2 separate regions of the Mus musculus genome follow, and region 2 is linked to region 1. A link is a loop called in an ENCODE intact Hi-C map of the cell type or tissue named here. Cell type or tissue: gastrocnemius. All regions are shown on one strand. Each heading gives the region's core, and the rest is flanking DNA. Links, peaks and the distances in the headings are about the cores only. Region 1 overlaps Lamc3 (laminin gamma 3). Region 2 holds the start of Gm13427 (predicted gene 13427).

Evidence for each region. Hi-C counts contacts between places; a loop is a spot of excess contacts. Peaks named below come from ENCODE experiments on the same cell type or tissue, not always from the same donor. Only the 100,000 strongest peaks of a DNase experiment are listed, where the experiment ranks them.
Region 2: a loop joins it to region 1, with 2.7 times the contacts of the local background. A loop is called at or near these places in 18 of 42 quality-filtered maps.

The regions. Positions count from the first base shown.
Region 1 is chr2:31,911,454-31,919,453 of GRCm38, reverse strand. It overlaps Lamc3 (laminin gamma 3), which reads right to left. Exons shown (of 28, transcript NM_011836.4): 8 at 7,327-7,463; 9 at 6,308-6,418; 10 at 4,648-4,840; 11 at 4,376-4,494; 12 at 3,372-3,596; 13 at 838-1,026. Among named protein-coding and RNA genes, the nearest start is that of Lamc3, 28 kb to the right of the region's middle. In gastrocnemius, for the core only: CTCF peaks have their summits at 1,635 (motif pointing left), 4,102, 5,032 (motif pointing right) and 6,671 (motif pointing right); DNase peaks (open chromatin) are centred at 1,630, 4,115 and 6,676.
Region 2 is chr2:31,683,183-31,695,481 of GRCm38, reverse strand. Gm13427 (predicted gene 13427) reads left to right here and starts at 7,013. Exons shown (of 4, transcript NR_153862.1): 1 at 7,013-7,124; 2 at 7,551-7,724. It also overlaps a transcript of Abl1 not described here. In gastrocnemius, for the core only: CTCF peaks have their summits at 7,350 and 11,589 (motif pointing left); DNase peaks (open chromatin) are centred at 6,987, 7,271 and 11,600; H3K4me3 peaks cover 3,625 bases; H3K27ac peaks cover 2,350 bases.

The DNA.
Region 1 (8,000 bases), core at 1-8,000:
CCTCAAAGGCTGTTAAATGCACCTCTGAGGGAAGAGCCGGGGAGGGGGAAGTCCTGCAGCAGAGAGTGGGAGCAGAGAGGATGGAACCTGGGAGGAGAGGGCTGTTTGCCTCTTGTTGCCTGATACTCACTAAAACCTGAACTCTGAAAAGTCCTCTGTGTGTGTGTGTTTGTGTGTGTGTGTGTGTGTGTGTGTGTGTGTGTGTGTGTATGTGTCTGTGTGTGCGCACGTGTCTGTACAGGCAAACGAGTGTGCATGTGTGTGGATGTACACATATGTGTATGTGCGTGAAGGCCGGAGATAAGTGTTGGGTGTCATTCTTAACTCTACCTTGTGTTTTGAGAGAGGACCCCTGAGCCCCACTGCTCCTCCTGGACTCCCGGTATCCCTCTGCCTCCCCAGCGCCGAGGGGAGAGGAATGTGGTCCCTGCCCTTGCTCTTTGTCTTCTGTGCTCTAAGTCTCAGACTCAGGTGGTCTGGTTTCTTCAGCATCACTTCCCAAGCTGAGCCTTCCTTTGAGACATGCCAACCTCATTGTTGGGGTTTTCTGCAGTGAGGATCCCAGGTCCCTTGGCTTCCTCCCAACAACTTTAAAAACAACTCTAAAAGCCCACATATAGGCCTTCCAAGGTTCCATTATATATGGCCAAAGCCCCAGGTCTGCAGTAACTCTCAGCATACTGGGAACTTGACAAGGAGACTCTGTCCTCAGAAGTCATGCTTGCCACCCTTGGACCATGCTCTGTCCTACCTGTCATACCCTAACCTCTGTTAGAGCCAGGGCAGGATCAGGGCTCAGGCTTGGTCTTTCTGGGAAACAGAGCACAAGCCACTCACCTCTCTGACCAGGAGGGCAGTGTGTGCACACCACATCTCCACTCTCTGGGATGGTTGCACAGGCTGATTGGCCAGGGCACGGACAGGGCTGGCAATCATCAGCACGGCCTGAGAAGGCGTTACCGTAGAAACCTGGCATGCACCGCTCACAGGATGGACCCTCGGTGTGGTGGCCACACAGGCAGATCCCTAAGGAGCAAGGCACTTGTTCACTATCTCAGTCCAGAAGCCCCTGGAACAGTGGTTCTCAACCTTCCTAATTCCTAATGCTGCGATTCTTTTTTTTTTTTTTTTTTTTGGTTTTTCAAGACAGGGTTTCTCTGTGTCGCTCTGGCTGTCCTGGAACTCACTCTGTAGACTAGGCTGGCCTCAAACTCAGAAATCCACCTGCCTCTGCCTCCCAAGTGCTGGGATTAAAGGCAAGCGCCACCACTGCCCGGCATGCTGCGACTCTTTAACACAGTTCCTCATGATGTGGTGACCTCCAACCATAAAGATTTTTCTGTTGCTACTTTATAACTGTAATTTTGCTACTACAGCTAGGAATTGTAATGTAAAGATTTTTGGAGATAGAGGTTTGCCAAGACATTGCGACTTACAGATTGAGAACTGCTACCCTAGACAGTGAGTATCCTGGTGGAGGAGTTGCAGGACACACATTGGTAGACTAGAGAGACAGGAGCTTGGGGTAAATCCCGGCTGAGCCAGACTGCCTGGGTTCACTTAAGGTTTGTGTGTGTGAGCTGGGAAAACCTTCTAACCCGCCCCTCGGTGGGTAAGAGGTGTGGCTCTGCCACCTACTGGCTGGGTGGCCACCTTGCACCTCAGATCCCTGTCTTAGAAGTTGGGATGGATGGTAACAGAGGCCACACCACAAATATGCTGGCAGGAGTGGATGGATGGGGTGGCAGAGCCAGGGTGGGGGGCAAGGGTGGGCAGGGACAACAATTGGACACTGTTCACTATTCCTGTCTCACAGCTCTCCCGACCAATGGAAGGCACAGCAATAATCCTCTTCACCTTGAGGGCCCCACCTAAAGGGAGACCCTGGCTCAGGCTTCCAGTCTTTCGGGGGCTCACTCTGTACAGGACCTATAGTATATACATGCTATTGGTATGGCAACTCTTGGTACTGGAAGACGGAGGATACCACAGACCCCCTTCTCCAGTCCAGCAACCCCTGGAGTCTGCTCAGAGCCTAGGGTCGTGACTCACCATGGGGACCCAAGAGGGGCCCTACAGGAGGCAACCAGCAGTGTCCAGCCATGGCTGTGAGGAGAACGGAAGAGAACTTCATTCCCTAGAGCCAGGGAGAATTCCTGCCTCAGCTCACACCCTCAGGCTTGATTCTTAGACTAGCTGCTCTACCCATTTTACAGACGAAGGCTTACTTATACCGAATGGAAAGTTGTGGCAAAGTCAAGGGCTCCGTGGGGGTGAAAAATCAGTTCAATCTCATGAGGAGATTCTGTTTCCTCAACAGGAGCTGCAGGGAGCATTATCCAGGAAAGGGTTGCGAGGCTTCATCTAGGCTCAATTGGTGATGTCTGCCAGGCACAGGAGCCATGGACAATGTTCTATGTATCAGAGATTCCACCTGTCTTGGGGAGGCAGCAGGGCGAAAGGCCTGTGACACAGAGGTGAAAAGGCCTGTGTCTGTCCCCTAGCGCCTCCTGGTCACATGACCTCTGGAGAGGTTTCTGTATCTCTGTAGGTATGAGAAGTAGCTCTACTGAATGACAGCCACCACCGCTGGTGGGAGGTGTGGCTCTGTCACCTACAGGTCATGAGGTCACCCCACTTGGAAACAAATGGGACAATAATGGAGAATATATCACTTGCATGTCTACAGGAATCAAGGAGAAGACATTAGGGAGGAAGGGGATGAGACTATCTTATTCCTTCCTTTATATTATTTATCTGTCTCTCCCAGGAAAAGAACCCACCCACGGCTCACTCCGTCAGCTACCCCTGAACTTCAGTGCAAAGAGCGTTCTGTTCTTTTAAATATCTAGACAATTCCTGACCTTCATGGACTTTGTCTCCATGGCCTGGGCAGTGTATACTACTGCTGTCTGTACTGTATAGATGGGGACATTCGGGGAGAGAAGTGACTTTTCCAAGCAGTGAGGACACTTGGCTTGTGGCTTTGGGTGAACACCCATGAGTTCCTGTCATCTGTGCGACTCTCTGAATGTCTTTCTCCTGTTGCTATCTGTGCTGGTAATTCTCATAGCACCTGCTGGGAAGCAAGGCTCTGAGGGGCCTTTCCCAGGGCCTGCAGGGTGTGGTGGTGGTGGAGGAGGCGTGGGCAGATGCCTGAAGAGAGGCTGGCTGAAGGCCCCCTCAGGTGCATACAATCCCTGGCCCCTAGGTTCCACTCAGGACTTTTGTTATAATAGGCGAAGTCCCAGGGAACAGGGCAAGGACAGGCCAGTGTCCATGTCTCCCAAGGGCCATCTGTGAGGTCCAGTCCTCATGCCACCGTGTCTGCATAGCTCAGGGAGCTTTGGAATGGGATTCTGGGGACTTACCTGTGTTGGGGTCACAGGTGCCATGCTGGTTGCAGGTGCAGGGAATGCAGTTGGCATAGGGACCCCCATGAGGTATTTCTCTCTTGTATCCCAGAGCACAGAATTCACAGAACTGGCCTGTGTATCCCTGGGGACATAAGCAGGTCTCCACCCAAGAGGCTGGAGGGGCAAGCTCACGCTGGGGCCAGGCCGATGTGAGCTGAACTTCACACAAGAGCACTTGGCCTGCAGAATGAGAAGCAAGGGGGGACCTGCATCCATGTCCAGTCGATACTTCCTGAGAACCCACAATGGGGCTCATGCATGCAAAGGGGTCAACTGTTTGTTTGAGACAGGGTGTTCGCTGTATAGCCTGTGCAGTATTCAAGCTTGCGATCCTCTGGCCTTGACCTCTTAAGTGCTGGGATTACAGGCATGAATTACTGCTACGCCAGGCTTGAAGAACAATTTTAAAATTAACAGTCAAGGCCGGGCATGGTGGTGCATGCCTTTAATCCCAGCACTCGGGAGGCAGAGGCAGGCAGATTTCTGAGTTCGAGGCCAGCCTGGTCTACAAAGTGAGTTCCAGGATAACCAGGGCTACACAGAGAAACCCTGTCTTGAAAAACAAAACCAAAAAAACCAAAAAAAAAAAAACAACCCAAAAAACAAAACAAAACAAACAAACAAAAAAACAGTTGGGTGAATTTAGAATCCTTATCAGCCCATGAAGTGGATGAGGTGCAATGCCACTGTTGGCCAGCAGGGTGAGCAGTGCTCACAGGAAGATGAGGGACGGGATGGTACAGGATTCTGTCAAGGATGTGAATCGGCTTCCTAGAGTTGTTCTTCCCCAGGACTTCCTGCTCCCTGCCGTCCAACCCCTGCCTCTGCCCTCAGACACACTTCTGTTGCCTTGTGCAAGTGTCCTGATTCCTCAATCTCAGAGTCCATGCTGGGGGAACTCCACGGACAATGCAGGGCCAGGACCCATATTCTAAGGGTGTGAACTGTTATCATACTACCAGAATGGCCCGGTCCTTGGCCACTGGTCCAGATGCTCAGAGCAGTCAGATTGGAAAGCAGGCGCTGGAAGTGGAAGGTGGGCAGTGGGGACTCTGCCTCCTCAGAAGTCTCCTGCAAGCTGTAAAGGACAGAAAATCAATGGGACAGCCTGATGTAGGGACAGGTGGTGCCAAGAGGCTGGGGTCCTCAGAGCCTCCCAGTGTGCCTAGCCCTCAGAGGCCACTCTGCCTGCCACCCCACTCCCACCTCTCAGGACCGGGAGGACACTTACAGGAACTGGAGCTGAACTCGTCTTGGCTGCCTGGTGTCCTGAGGGCTGGGTAGACTGGAGGGCCTCAGAGACAGAGCCAAGCCTGCTCCCTCCAGTCTCAGCTGAATAGGAGGTGGGGAGCCTCCAGGGGGTACTTGGAGGGTCAGTATGACTGGCTGTCCATAGCTGAGTCTCTGGTCTCCCAGGAACTTCTCTGAAGATAAGAGGGAAGAGCTTTGATAGCTCCATATGCTTAATTTGATTCTATCATCTGTATTCTTATTTGTTTATTATCTATCTATCTATCTATCTATCTATCTATCTATCTATCTATCTATCTATCTATCTATCTATCTACCTATCATTCAAATGTAGGAGTACTCTGTCTGCATGTACACCTACATGCCAGAAGAGGGCATCAGATCCCTTTATAGATGGTCATGAGTCACCAGCCACCATGTGGATGCTGGGTCTTGAACTCAGGACCTCTGGAAGAGCAACCAGAGTACTTAACAGCTGAGCCATCCCACCAGCCCCTAGCATTTGCATAGATGGCAACAATAAACCATCCAAGCACAATGCAATCCAAGGCCAGGGCTGGGGAGATGTCTTAGTGGTTAGAGTGCTTGACACAGAGTGACAGAACCAGAGTTTGGGTTCCTAGAACCCACACTCAATGGGCATGGTGGCCTGCTGTAATCCCAGCCTCAGAAGCTGGAGCAAGGAAATCTCTAGAACAAGCTGGCTAGTGGGGGACTGGCCTGTCAGCGAGCTCCGGGTTTGACTGAGACACCCTGCCTCAATGAACAAGGCGGAAGAGAGATGTCAGATGATTTCTCACATTAACTTCTGGCTTCCGCATGCACTTGCGCCCATACACACGATTGTGCCCACTCCCATGCAAACATGCATCTCTCTCTCTCTCTCTCTCTCTCTCTCTCTCTCACACACACACACACACACACACACACACACAGAGTATTTTGATGATTTCACATTTGCCGTGCTCTGACTGAAGAGTCATAATACCCAGAGTTGTCCCCAGGCATAATCCCTGGGGTCTAACCAGAGGCGATTTGACCAGGTCAAAAAGGACTAAGCTGCAGCTAGAGTAGGAGAGGTCTATTGGATTATCCAGTAAGGTCCAGGGGATCTCCAGGGAGGAAGAGACGAAGATCAGTTGTGATCATAAGAAGGACAGCTTTTCTGAAGGTGGGGGAGGGTGTGGACTCTGGAGGGGAGACACAGCCCTGTGACGTGATGCCCAGTCCCTGCTTCCGGTTTCCAATACACAAAGAGAATAAATGTATGTGTTCCATGCTACCGAATCCATGGCCACTCGCCAGCACCTGTTTGACTGGCACCCCTAAGCTTGTGCTGAAAGAATCCTTCTAGTAAAGTATTAAGAGGTGGGAATTCGCCAGGCCATGGTGGCACACGCCTGTAATCCAGCACTCAGGAGGCAGAGGCAGGCGGATTTCTGAGTTCGAGGCCAGCCTGGTCTACAAAGTGAGTTCCAGGACAGCCAGGGCTACACAGAGAAACCCTGTCTCGAAAAACCAAACCAAAACCAAAACCAAAACCAACCAAACAAACAGAATTCACCTACTCTGAAGATCTGAATTATTAGCAGCAGCGGGGACCTGGGAGGTGTGGCCAATGGGGACTGACTGTTACCTACTTGGGGCTGAGAGTTCCTCCCCTCCTCGCAGGCCCAGGAGGAGCCCACTCTGGCTCCATTGCAGAGGACGCTTGGACACTCCCATGCTTCTGATCTGCCAGCCACCAGCTCCTAAATATCGAACACAGAATATTCACCCCAACAGTGACGTGCAGTGACAAGTTCCAGCAGGGCTCTAAAGTCGGAGGGAGTTTGAGGCCAAGTTGGGTCCTCGTCCCGGACAAACCTTGTGCAAGGTTGGCAAGAACTCTATCCACTGAGCTACATCCCTAGCCCTCTCTTTGTTGTCTTAGGATTCAGAAGACAAGCCTTTGGCTAGTTTCAGGCCAATCACTGCTATGTGGTACCCTGCTTTCTGTGTGGTGTCCAGCAGAGGGCCCACTGCCTCTGTATCTGGACATCCTGAAATTGATGTCCAGTCTTTAAGACTAAACTCTCAGGTGTGGGGGAATGTTCCAAGGAGGATTGCTGGGCATCTGGACTCTGATGGATTACAGAGCTTGGAGTTGCACCCTCTTGTTCCAAAGACACAATCATAGTAGCCAGAACCAATCTCAGATAGACCGGATGTAGTCTGTAAACTGTGAATGAGAGACCTGCCTACAAGGATCCTGAGATAGCCTAGAACAGGGAGCAGCACTGGCTGGCATACAGACGGTGCTTAATAAATGAAGGCCAAGAGTCTAAGCTGAAACTCACATATACTGAGGAGACTAACTCTCCTGCTGGTAAATGGAGGCTGCCCTACAGGACTCAGGGTTGCCGCAGCAATACCCAGTTTTCCAGTGCCACCTGATGGTAAAGTGTAAGAGGCTGGAGGGGTGGTGGTTGGGGAAGGAGCCCCGGGGCAGTGGCAGGTGATGGGGGATTTCCTTTCCCACCCTACACACCACGGCTGTGGGGCATAGGGTGTCTTTCCAAAGGGGGAGATGGTGGAAGGGCTGTTGCTGTCCCCATCCCAGCTTCCAAATTGAGATTCTCAGCCAGGGCCAAGGAAGGCAGACCTCATGCACAATTACCATGGCGGAAGTCTGAGCGGATGTGGTGTTCCTGGAACCCGGCAGCAGGAGAACACACCTTGGAGTGGCCATAACAGAAGCAGCTGCTGCAGCCCACTGGATTGTGGGGCTGCAGGTTAAATGTCCCAGGGCGGCATCTGTAAGAGAGTCAGACTGGGTCACGTGAACAAGCCAGGATGGCATAGGACCAGGATCCAGACGATTAGGACTCCTGGGGAAATTTAAGCAAATATTTTTATTTTTATTTTTCTCTTAAAATCACAACTTACACAGACAAGATGGACAGTCCCCATGCCTGCCTGTTCTGTGTCTCTGCTGCTGATATATGTCCTGGAAGCCAAGATCAGCACCACCTAACTAATGTTAACAAGCTCTAGGCTGTGTCTGGGTTTCTTTTCTTTTCTTAATAATATGTTTCCCTGCTCCAGGACTTGACACTGCATTTAGCTTCTCCCTTGTGTCTTCTGATTTGTAAACATTTCCTTCTCATCTTTTGAGGCCTTGATACCTTCATTTCTGTGTTTTTTTGTTTCTTTGTTTGTTCAAGGCAGGGTCGCACCATGCAACCCTGCCTGGCCTGGAACCCTCTATGTAGACAAGACTGTGGCCTTGAACTCAGAGAGATCTTCCTGCCTCTGCCTCCCAAGTACTGACCCTAAAGGTGTGCACAATAA
Region 2 (12,299 bases), core at 4,300-12,299, 230 kb after region 1:
GTCGCCTCTGTCTCTAAAACAAAGGTTCTAGGAGGGTGGAAGCGGCATTCTCTTCTCTCTTATTAGAATACTACCTACCTATCACATGTGTGCTCAACAACATTTGTAGAAGAAAAGGGAGACAGGAGGAAAAGTTTACTTCTGAATAGTTTTAATTCTCCTAACAGTGGATTTTCTTAGGCAAGCCACTAAAATGTTAAAGGAATGCATAGAATATAAAAAAAAAATCCCATAGATTCCATTTCTTCCCTCTTTACATATGAGTGAATCCTTCTCACCCTGACTAATCCTGGCAAATGTTACCATCTGCTTCCCTACCCCTTGAAAATTCATCACCAATACCACCAACTACCACCATCAGCATGACCACCACCACCACCATCATCACCGTAACCAAACTCCTCCTCATCACAATCACTACTGCCATTACTACGACATCACTCACTACCAACAAAACCTACTACCACACATTATCCTTGACTTCCAACTCGTATATGGCCCCAAACCATGTGTTAGGCCTGGGACATAAACTCTAGAAAAACCAGTCTATGGAGGGTGAAGAGCAGTTTGGAACTAAAATCCATAGTCTTTGAGATCAAGAACCCTCAATGTCTAAGGAAACTGACAGATCTTCAAACAAGACTTAAGCAGATCCACAAAAAGTGTGCAACAAAGAAGTACCTATTCCAGTCACTATTCTGGATTGCAAACCTTTCTGTTTCTATCACAAAATAACACACATTTGTTGTAGAAAGTATCTAGAAATCACCAAGATTGAGAAGGGATACTGGTGGGGGCTGGAGAGATGGCTCAGAGGTTAAGAGCACTGACTGCTCTTCTAGAGGTCCTGAGTTCAATTCCCAGCAACCACATGGTGGCTCACAACCATCCATAACAAGATCTGACGCCCTCTTCTGGAGCACCCATAAAGAGGAGTGAGTGTGCAAAGTTGTCTTCTGACTTCTTCATGTACACCACGGCAGTCAAGCCCAAACAGACACACACAGAGACAATAAAACATCAATTAAAAAGTAAACAGAGCCAGGCAGTAGTGGTGTACACTCAGGCAGGTGGATTTCTGAATTCCAGGCCAGCCTGGTCTACAGAGCAAGTTCTAGGACAGCCAGGGCTGCACACAGAGAATCTCTGTCTTAGAAGAGAGACAGAGAGACAGAAAGAGAGAGAATAAACAGAAAGCCTGCCATCAGAAAACACCCTTGAATAGACTTCCCACATTTTGTTTGTTTGGTTGGTTGGATGGTTTTTTTGAGACATGGTCTATGTGGCCCTGGCTGACCTGGAACTTGCTATGTAGATCAGACTGGCCTCAAAGACCTTCTAGCCTCTGGCTCCTGAATGCTGGGATTAAAACTGTGTACCACTACACTGATCAAAGTCTCTACTTTTTAATTTCAGGCCTCTTTACACTTTTAAAAAAATCAGAGGCCTAGCAAACACATAAGTGGATGCTCACAGTCAGCTATTGGATGGATCACAGGACCCCCAATGGAGGAGCTAGAGAGAGTACCCAAGGAGCTAAAGGGATCTGCAACTCTATAGGTGGAACAACAATATGAACTAACCAGTAACCCCCAGAGCTTGTGTCTCTAGCTGCATATGTATCAAAAGATGGCCTAATTGGCTATCACTGGAAAGAGAGGCCCATTGGACATGCAAACTTTATATGCCCCAGTACAGGGGAACGCCAGGGCCAAAAAGTGGGAGTGGGTGGGTAGGGGAGTGGGGGGGGAGTGTATGGGGGACTTTTGGGATAGCAATGGAAATGTAAATGAGGAAAATACCTAATTTAAAAAAAAAATATATATATATAAAAACAATAATTGCCCAAAGACTTTTAGTTTACATTACTTATTTCAAATACTACCTACCTTAGAAACTAAAATTGGTTCAGGTTGTGGTGGCATACACTTTTAATCCCAGTACTCAGGAGATCTATGAATTCCAGGCAGCCTGGTCTATAGAGTTCCAGAATGGCCAGGGCTACACAGAGAACCCCAATCTCAAAAACAAAAACAAACAACAAACAAACAAATTCTAAAACTGAAAATTTTAGACTCCGAAGCATCACTGCTCTTCTCTATAGTTATAATGAAAACTCTTCCTTCACCTTGCAGTCTGAAGGCACCTCTTACCCCTGTGTGACCTTGTATCACATATGATCTACTGATCCCTTAGAAAACACTAGTTCCCTCAACACACCTGTAAATATCACACTGGTATAGACAGCACAATAGCAATACAATTTCTCTAAAACAAGCTATTTTCCTCAAAAGGAAAGACAAATTTTAGTCTGAGGAACTACAATCTATCAGATGAAGTTTCAAGTAAAAATGGTAGTCCAAAAGAGAAAAATTAAAAAGTGGCTAGTTCAGGTCACCATGCAGAACAACTGCTCCAGTGTTGTTACTGGGGATACCACCTCACCTCAGTACACAGCTAAAGGTTTATATATAATCCTATTAGACCTCAGAGTATCAAAAGGATATGTGCATAGGCTGGAACGATGGGTTGACAAACTAAGTTGGTTTCTGGAACCCAAGAACAGGTAAAAGAAGACAAAGGACTTCCCATAGTTATCTGTCCTCTGACCTACCTACACACACACACACACACACACACACACACACACACAAACATTCCTGACATACATTCATTCCCCCCCCACACACACACAACAATAACATTAATTAGTTTATTTTTTTATACACATACACAAAAGGATGAAGGCAGGTTGGAAGCACCTACAATTTCAACACTTGGGAGTGGAGCCAAGAGAATCAGATAGTTTAAGGTCATTCTCTCCTACACATTGAGTTAGAATCCTGCTTAAGTTACACAATGAGTTAGAGGCCTGCCTAAGTTACACAAGACCCTGTCTCTCCTCTGAACCCCTGAAAAGTACCAGAGATACCTAGGCCAGGATTCCTAGATGTGACTTTCCTGGGTCATTGGTAGCTCATTGTATTTTAGTTTAGCCAGAATTCTCTAAAAGTCTCCACCGACTTTCACTATCTGGAGTTACAGCATACTCAGTAGATAACAATGTTTTAAGTTGTGAGTTTGAAGGAGCTGTCGCACACATTTAATCCCAACACTCATGAGGCAAAGGCAGGCGGATTTCTGAGTTCGAGGCCAGCCTGGTCTACAGAGTGAGTTCCAGGACAGCCAGGACCACACAGAGAAACCCTGTCACAAAAAAACCAAAACAAAAAAACAAAACAAAACAAACAAACAAACAAACAAACCTCAGATCCAACCTGGAATAAATGTATTCTTTGAAGAAAAAAAAATTGCCACTGCTGTCTATCTCAAACAATGCTAAAAAGAACTGACTCAAGGTAGAGGAAAAAACCAAGGTGCCCACACTTGAGTTGAAGTATATGTGGACAAGAAAATAACAAAAAACAAAAAACACCAGGCTAGAAAAATGGTTCAGAGGTCAAGAAAGAGCATATACTGCTCTTGTAGCTTCAGGGAGGAGCTGATGTCTCTGGCCTCCACAGGCATCTGAACATATGCACCCACACATACACATAATTAAAAATAACTAAAGGAAAAGGAGCTAGACATATGGCTTAGTGATTAAGAGCACTGGCTGTTCTTCTAAAGGGCCAGGGTTTGATTCCCAGCAACCTACAAGACAGCTCACAACCACCTGTAACTCCAGTTCCAGGATTCCCAGTGCCCTCTTCTGGTCTCTGCAGGCTCTTGCACACATGTGGTGCACATACATGCAAACAAAATACATACACATAAAACTCTTTTTAAATAATTACAAGTAAAAGAAAATAAATAGGTAAAAGAAAAAACCAACATCATCAACAAAAAGAGGTACTGGAGAGAGAGTTCTGTAGTTAAAAACATGTGCTGTAAGTCCGGCAGTAGTGGCGCACGCCTTTAATCCCAGCACTCAGGAGACAGAGGCAGGCGGATTTCTGAGTTAGAGGCCAGCCTGGTCTACAAAGTGAGTTCCAGACAGCCAGGGCTATACAGAGAAACCCTGTCTCGAAAACAAAAACAAAAACAAAAACAAACAAACAAACAAAAGACACATGTGTTGCTCTTAGAAGTCCCAGGTTCAGTTCCCAGCATCCCCACAAGTGGCTCATGATGATCTGTAACTCCAGTTCGAGGGATCCAACATCATCTTCTGACCTCATGGGTATCAGACACAAATGTGATGCACACACACACACACACACACACACACACAAAACACTCATACATATAAAACAAAATAAACCTTACAAAAAGAAAACTTCAATTATCAAATTGAAGGTGCCCATAAGTTCACCCAAAAGCAACCACTGTTTATAGCAACCACTTGTTGTTAAATAGTAATGACAGAATTTCAAAGACCCTTGCATGCACTACATTTGCCTATGTATGGTTACTGTGTGAGGGCTCGATTGCTATTTTAATATTAAGTACTCTGAGAAATCTCAGGCTGCCACAGTACAACCAGGACCCTGACTAACTGGGTCCTGGCTGCCTCTGCCACATTAGTCTAACCAGCCCTTAACTGTTAGTCAATAGCACAACATGTGCTGTCAGCATTACGAACCAAATAGGTTCATAAATAAACGTCAAAGACAACTAAGCAGGAAGAAAAGATACCGTCATTGAGCTATTCCTTATTGAAAGCAACACAGCCAGTCTCAGTTCAGGAGGCACACGGCTTCCACACTCAACTTTGCCCACCTACATCCAAAACGAGAAGTTTCAAGTGCAGCTCATCACTGAGAAGGTCAAAAGATATCATGTCGGAGGCTGGAGAGATGGCTCAGAGGTTGAGAGCACCGACTGCTCTTCCCGAGGTCCTGAGTTCAAATCCCCGCAACCACATGGTGGCTCACAACCATCCATAATGAGACCTGATGCCCTCTTCTGGGGTGTCTGAAGACAGCTGCAGTGTAGTTACATATAATAAATAAATAAGTCTTTAAAAAAAGAAAGAAAGAAAGAAAGAAAGAAAGAAATGTGGAGATATTTAAAAAAAAAAAAAGATAGCATGTCAACTAGGTTCTGTCTTAACCTTTGTGTGCGCAAACCACTTTGAAGATATAAGTGTTCCATAAACAAAGCAATAAAAGACATCCATACACAGGCGGTAGAATCCCAGCTTTTAGAGAGAGCAGACAGGAAGAACTTTAGATGCTTCAGAGACACTTAAGTGCAACCCCTCCCCCACGAAATGCTGGTCCCTAAACAGTTAAAGGGCTTGCCCTGTGTCAACAGTGAACCAGAAGTGGACTCAGGCTAGAAACAGCAACTCAAGCAGACTGAATAAACTCACAATTTTCTTATACAAAGAATTGTTCCACCACTTTTGCTACAATAGTAGGGGGGAAAAAAGGGAAGGAAGGAAGGAAGGAAGGAAGGAAGGAAGGAAGGAAGGAAGGAAGGAAGGAAGGAAGAAATGCTAAGGAGACCCAGAAGGAATTGACACATATATTGTTTCAGAAACTTCTTTGATGCTTAAGGAAAAACAATGATCAGAAACCTGGAGAGCACTCACCGTGTTCCACAAAGACATTGCAGTGTGGGCCCCCATGCCTCGATGAGTCCCTCTTCCCTGCCCCTTTGATAAAATGCAGGGCGGGCAAACTAGGCCTTCTTTGGTCCCCAAGAACTTTTCCAGGCTGCTGCCCCATAAAGCAATAATAGGTGCCCCTTTCCAGAAGAGGGTTCAAGACTTTTCAGAATGGTCCGTGGGGGTTAGCAGGCAACAGTATATACCCAGAACTTCACACCACCGTCTTGGGTCAGTAACTTGGGTCAATCACAGACAGACAACTTCCATGACAAAGGGAAGCTGGGTTTGAGGTTCACACATGTAAACAGGAGCCTGGAATTCTTTTCCAGGGTAATTAGTTTGAAGTCATGTAACCGCAATGCCAAAAGTTTCTTCAATCTAAGTCTACGTTGCGAGCTGAGGAACACTTTCTTTGCAAGAGGGGAACTTTAGATAAAACTATTCACAGAAAAGTCAGAAAAGGGCCAACGGCACTGAAAGTCATTTCAACTCCCCAGCGAGAAGCAAAGGCTGAGCTGCTTTTATATTCTCTGCAATCTTTTCTGTGGAAGTCAACCAATCCCCTATCTCTGTCTCTCCATCTTGTAACAAATTTCCTGCCGCTCTCACTTCCCTGCCCTGCTCTCCGGAAAAATGACACGGGTCACACAGATCTCATCGAGAGCTTGCTCTCCACTCTGCCGAGAAGAAATGCATGACCAGCAACTTTTAAGTCCGCTTTTTAAAAGGCCTGTGAAACCAATCCAGACTTTTCCTTTGCATTAAAGTTTTGGGCTGCACTGTGACCAAGGGGGCTGTAGGTGACATTGGAAGAAGTCAGGACATCGGAGGCCGGCGAAAGCAATCTGGGAGGACGCCCCGAAGATCTCTTGACAGCAGGGAGATGGTTTGAATGAGGGACTCCGTGGCAAACTTGGGGTTGAAATCGAGCGAAAGGCGGTCTCGGGGTGAGAAAGAGACTTCCCAGGCAGGGCGCGGGAGGCTTATTCGGGGGCGACGCTCCTCCTCAGGAAACAGGGTGTTCCAGGTAAGGAGAAACAGAGACCACTCTGGGTGTCCCAGAGCCAGAGCAGGACTAGGAGGGACGAAGGATTCCCGCGGTCCGGAACCTGGAGGCAGCCACAGGGGAGGAGGCCCGGCGCCTCAGCTGCCCCGAGCCCAAGGGTCTCTACCCGAGACACCCCTCCCCCGGCACCGGCCCCTGCCACCGCCGCCGAGCAGTCACATGCCCGGCTCAGTCCAGGAACCCGGCTTCTCCAGCCAGTGAGGGTGTGTGCCGCGTTAGGAGTCCTCAGCCGCAGGACCCGGCACCCGGTTCCAGCTCCGACGCCTCTCAGGGAGAGACACCGACCCCCGAGGCCGCCATAATGGATTACGAGCCGCGCCACAACGAGGCCAGGCCCCGCCCCCGATCCCGCCCCCAGCGACGCCGGAATTCCCCGAGCGAGGTCCGATAGACCACAGGCGCCGGTCTCCCACACGCCGCCGCACCTTCGGGTTCCAGCCTCACTGCCTGCGACAACCCGGCTCCGCACGACCTTTTAAAGGTAGCTTTTCTGAGCTCAAGGTGAGAGATGAGGAAGCGCCCGCCCCTTCTTCTTTGTCATTGGTCTTCGATAACCAGTGATAACCCTCACCACCATCCAGTTAGCCAGTGAGCGCGAGAGCCGACAGTTAGCAGCGATCGGTGGTGCCACGAGGAATGCTGGGACTTGTAGTCCCGGCGCCCATAGGCTGCTCGCAGAGGCCCAAGCCTCCAGCTCCCATAGCTACAGAGAACTGGCCCCGCCTGCTGGGAGACGGTGGACTCTGGTCAGCCGAAGTCTTCACTGCTCTAGTAGCTAGACCGCAGGAGATTCAGAGACAGGGGAAAACTACGGATTGGAGTTTTCCAGAACCGGAGTTGGATTACTTCTTTGAGTTTCGTTAGGGGAGAAACTTTGGCTCGATCCTAGAAATCAAGATGACCGGTGCGTTATCTCCTCTTCACTAGGGAAAGCCCCAAATATGGGAACCTGGAAAGAAGTATTGAGAGAGTGATCCTTTGGGATAGGAGGTTGAAGAAACAGCATTTGTTCAGTGTGCCAGGCGAGATCGTGCATTCGTGTATGATTGTTTTATTATGAATCCTTTCACAGGTGAGACACGTGTCCTCCTAAAACTCAAGGTAAGTCGAAATTTGTCCAGGTTATCAGACCTCAAAAGTCTGAGAAACTACCCCACACCTGGAGAGTTCATCCTCTGGTCCCCTAGTTATCATTGTCCCTATTACTGGGACCGACCCATTTCTAAAGGGGCTCACTCATCACAGCACTCACACTATCCCTACTTTTACATTAAATGCTTTACCACATGCAATGCTGTTCCCACAACACAGATGGAGAAGCATTCATCGCTGTGGTTGAAGTGTCCTTTAAAAGTCACTACTTCTTGCTCTAAAGCATGGCTTTTCTACCGAAGCACTCAGTACCAAATAACTGTTCAACAAAGAAAATGGCATTTTGATTAGTAAAGAACAGTCATGTGGCTGAGTGATAGTGACCCACGCCTTTAATGCCAGCACTCGGGAGGCAGAGGCAGACGGATCTCCGTGAGTTCGATGCCAGCCTGGTCTATAGAGCAAGTTGCAGGACAGCCCGGACTACACTGTTATCAAAACAAAACAAAACAACAGAAACAAAAGTCACTTGAAATACTGTGAAGCAAATGAAAATTTGTGCCCAGATTTAGAACTGGAGTTTATAAATTCACTCACAGAATAATATGATTGTCACATTATTTGAATTGCAGTTTGGCTGTCCAGGTTTCTCTTAAATTGTACGGCCAGTCTTCAAATAGGTGTCCTGGCTTCTCTGATTATCTATCTATGCTCACCCTGATGACTGTAATTTTTCTTTTTTTTTTTCTTTTTTTAAAATATTTATTTATTTATTATATGTAAGTATACTGTAGTGTGTCTTCAGACACTCCAGAAGAGAGCATCAGATTTCGTTACAGATGGTTGTGAGCCACCATGTGGTTGCTGGGATTTGAACTCAGGACCTTTGGAAGAGCAGGCAGTGCTCTTAACCACTGAGCGATCTCACCAGCCCCCTATTTATTATGTGTATGTAAGTACACTGTAGCTGTCTTCAGACACACCAGTAGAGGGTGCCAGATGACATTACAGATGGTTGTAAGTCACCATGTGGTTGCTGGGATTTGAACTCAGGACCTTCATAAGAACAGTCAGTGCTCTTAACCGCTGAGCCATCTCTCCAGCCCCAATTTCTTTCTTTTGAATAGTCTATTTTTTAATTCCTGTCCCTGCTTTAACCATTTCCTTTCCCTACCCACATTTTTCATTCTCTGGTTGAACTTTAAATAAACAAGCAAATTGCAACTTTTAAAAAGATATTTTATTTATAAACATGTATGTGTACTTGACTGACTTTATGTGCACCACTATCATGTCTGTTGCTAACAGACTCTAAAGGGCATCAGAACCCCTGGATGAGACATAGTTATGAGCTGGACACCAAACCCAGATCATCCGCAAAAGCAGTAAGTGCTCCTGATTGAACCACCCTTCAGCACCTGGAACTGCAACTCTTCAATAACTATTTCTTGAACTAACATTACTCAGTTTGGGCTTTTGAGAGGATTTCCAGCCCAGGCTGCCCTTAATCTCTGAGAGTGCCCTTGCACTTCTGATCTCTCTGCAACCAGCTCACAAGGGCCGGGGTTACAGGTATGTTCTACCAAGCCTGGTGTAAGCCGTGCTAGGGATGGAACCTAGAGCCTCAAGAATGCCAGGCAAGTGCCCTACCAAAGTGGCTACACCACCATTCCTGGTAATGGGCACCCATTTCCTAAGCACCCGTTCCTGCTGCTGCTGCTGGCCTACAGCACTGAATAGTGCTTCTTACCCTGCGGGAATACAAAGGCAGAAGCAGGCAGTCGGTTGGCAAAAGAAGCAGTGATCCAAAGATCAGTTTGGGAGCTGCAGAGATGCTCAGCTGCTATAATGCACTGGCTGCTCCTCCAGATGACCCAGGTTTTAATTCCCAGCACCCACATGGTAACTTACAACCACATGTAACTCCAAGAGATCTGATGCCCTGCTGGCCTTGGAGGGGACCTGGCACACCATGTGGTACAGAGACATACAAGCAGACAAAATACCCATACACCCTTAGAAGACAATCAGTCTCAGTGCAGCAAACTACACTCCTGGGTCAGCAGGAGTTTCAGCTGTTCCACCCTGGGCTCACACCTGGCTTTGGCACCCTCTTAAAGCTGCATCCCGTCCTTCATTCAATTGCCTGGGACTCGTGTCAGTTTCTCCTCTAAATTGGCTTCCTCACCTAAAAGCAAGGGACATTGTTGCTTACTGTCCGGTATTCTTGAGATGAATTTGCCCTTGGTTTCCCAGCCTCAGGCGTGCCTCTCCCCTCACTGCAGGGCTGTGCAGAAGAACCCTTCTCCCATACCATCAGCGTTCAACCCCACTTTTCTTTCAGATAAGCTCCAAGCCCCACTTGTAATTTTCCTCCAAGAGAAGTACTTTTTTTTTTTTTTTTTTTTTTTTTTTTTTTTTTTTTTTTTTTTGGATTTGCTCTTTTTTGAGACAGGGTTTCTCTGTGTAGCTCTGGCTGTCCTGGAACTCATTCTGTAGACCAGGCTGGCCTCCAAATCAGAGATGTGCCTGCCTGCCGCTCTGGTGATGGGATCAAAGGTGTGCACTACTACCATCCAGCTTATCTGTTCCTCCTAAAGACTTATTTTTGACTGACTTGAGAGGCTTTCGGTGTGGACAGTCTACATCTCCTGGAAATCTGTCCCTGGGGTTTTTCTTTGGTCTCCTTCATTGTCTTGCCCAAAAGTTTAGCATATTCTGCAGCTAGACTCCTCCTCGTGTGTCTTAGTACTGTTTGTTTCTTCAGGCCAGCGCGTGGATGCTTATGCTGCAGGATAGTGAAGAACTGGCACTGAAGCTTGGCCTTCTGGTCCCGAGCTTCCTTCCTTCTTCATGGGTTTCTTTCTCTTTTTTTAAAGATTTATTATTTTACATATATATGTAAATACACTGTAGCTGTCTTCAGACACACCAAAAGAGGGTGTCAGATCTCTTTACAGATGGTTGTGAGCCACCAGGGCAAGCTGGAGAGGGCAAGTGCAAGTCTGTGTGGATGCCAATCTGAGTGTTTCAACTGGTTTCTGTAAGAAAAAGGGCATGAAAGAGACCCACGACTGACACATCCTGCTGCACCTTGGCTGGTGGGTCCAAAAGAGCTGTCAGAATCTGAAAGCTTTAGTCTCGAAAGAAGGTGGTTCCCACCACATTAGAAACCCATGGGCTGGAGAGATGGCTCAGTGGTTAAGAGCACTGCCTGACCTTCCGAAGTTCCTGAGTTCAAATCCCAGCAATCACATTGTGGCTCACAGCCATCTATTATGGGATCTGATGCCCTCTTCTGGTGTGTCTGAAAAGAGCTACACTATACCACATATAAGTCTTTAAAAAAAAATAAAATTATAAAATAAAAAAAAAAGGTATGAAGCTTGTGTTCACCATCCACTTCACTGAGTTTCTGATGACTGCTGGCTGGGAAGGATATATTCAGCCATCTTGACCAAGCTGACTGCCTAGGAGGCACCGTGACAAATAAGATACACTACTTTTTAACACTGGAAAACCTTTAAGGGTTCAAACTGCAGAATGCAGAGCGCAGCAGGTATCTGACAGGTTTTAGTTGGTTGGCTTAGTTTGGGTTTTTTGGGACAAGGTTTCTCTGGGTAACAACCCTGGCTGTCCTGGAACTCATCTTATAGACCAGGCTGTCCTGTGACTCATAAAAGGTCTGTCAGTCTCTGCCTCCCAGCAGTTCACCTCGGCTTTAAAGCAATGTTTGATGCATCTTGTACAGCTCATATAACTTTCATTAAAAGTTGTTCAATTCAATCTAATTTTATCCTTACTTTCATAAAGCAAAGCTCAGTAACAAAATTTCAGGTTTTTCTTACACCAACTGTAGTTAAGCTTGCCAGCAGTGCCCTCTGCTGGGCTATGAAAGCACATATCCAGTGAAGATGCTTTTGGGTTTCAGTGTCTTGCCAACAGCTTGGGAGAAACAGGTAAGGACAAAGAGACAGGCTCCCATTCCCAGCCCCGTAAGAGGTGGACAACTGCTGGGCAGTGGTGGCACATGTCTTTAATCCCAGCACTTGGGAGGCAGAGGCCAGGTGGATTTCTGAGTTTGAGGCCAGCCTAGTCTAAAAAGTGCCAGGACAGCCAGGGCTACACAAAGAAACCTTTCTCAAAAAAAAAAAAAAAAAAAAAGAGGTGGACAACCTGGAAACTTCTGAAATTTGAGAAAGGCAAACCCACCTGAAGTTGCAGACTCAGGGAATTCAGTTATCTGTGGATCCCTCAAACATGGGTTAAATTAAAAGTTGTCATCTATAACACTGTCTCAGAAACACACATATGCAAAGTTGTCTAGCGATGGTGCTATGATGATTAATCTTGATTGTAAATGTGATAGGATTTGAATCACCATGGAAACGGACCTCCAGACTGCTGTACTGTCAGCTTCTAGACTGGGGTGAGGTGGGAAGCAGCATCATCATTTCACTGGCTAGAGCTTGGGCTGGGTACAGAAGAGAAAGGCAAGCACAGGCATTCACCTGTTCCTGCTGTGGATACGATGTGACTTCACATGACAACTGCTATGTTAGATGAGTTAGCTCCTGTCACCAG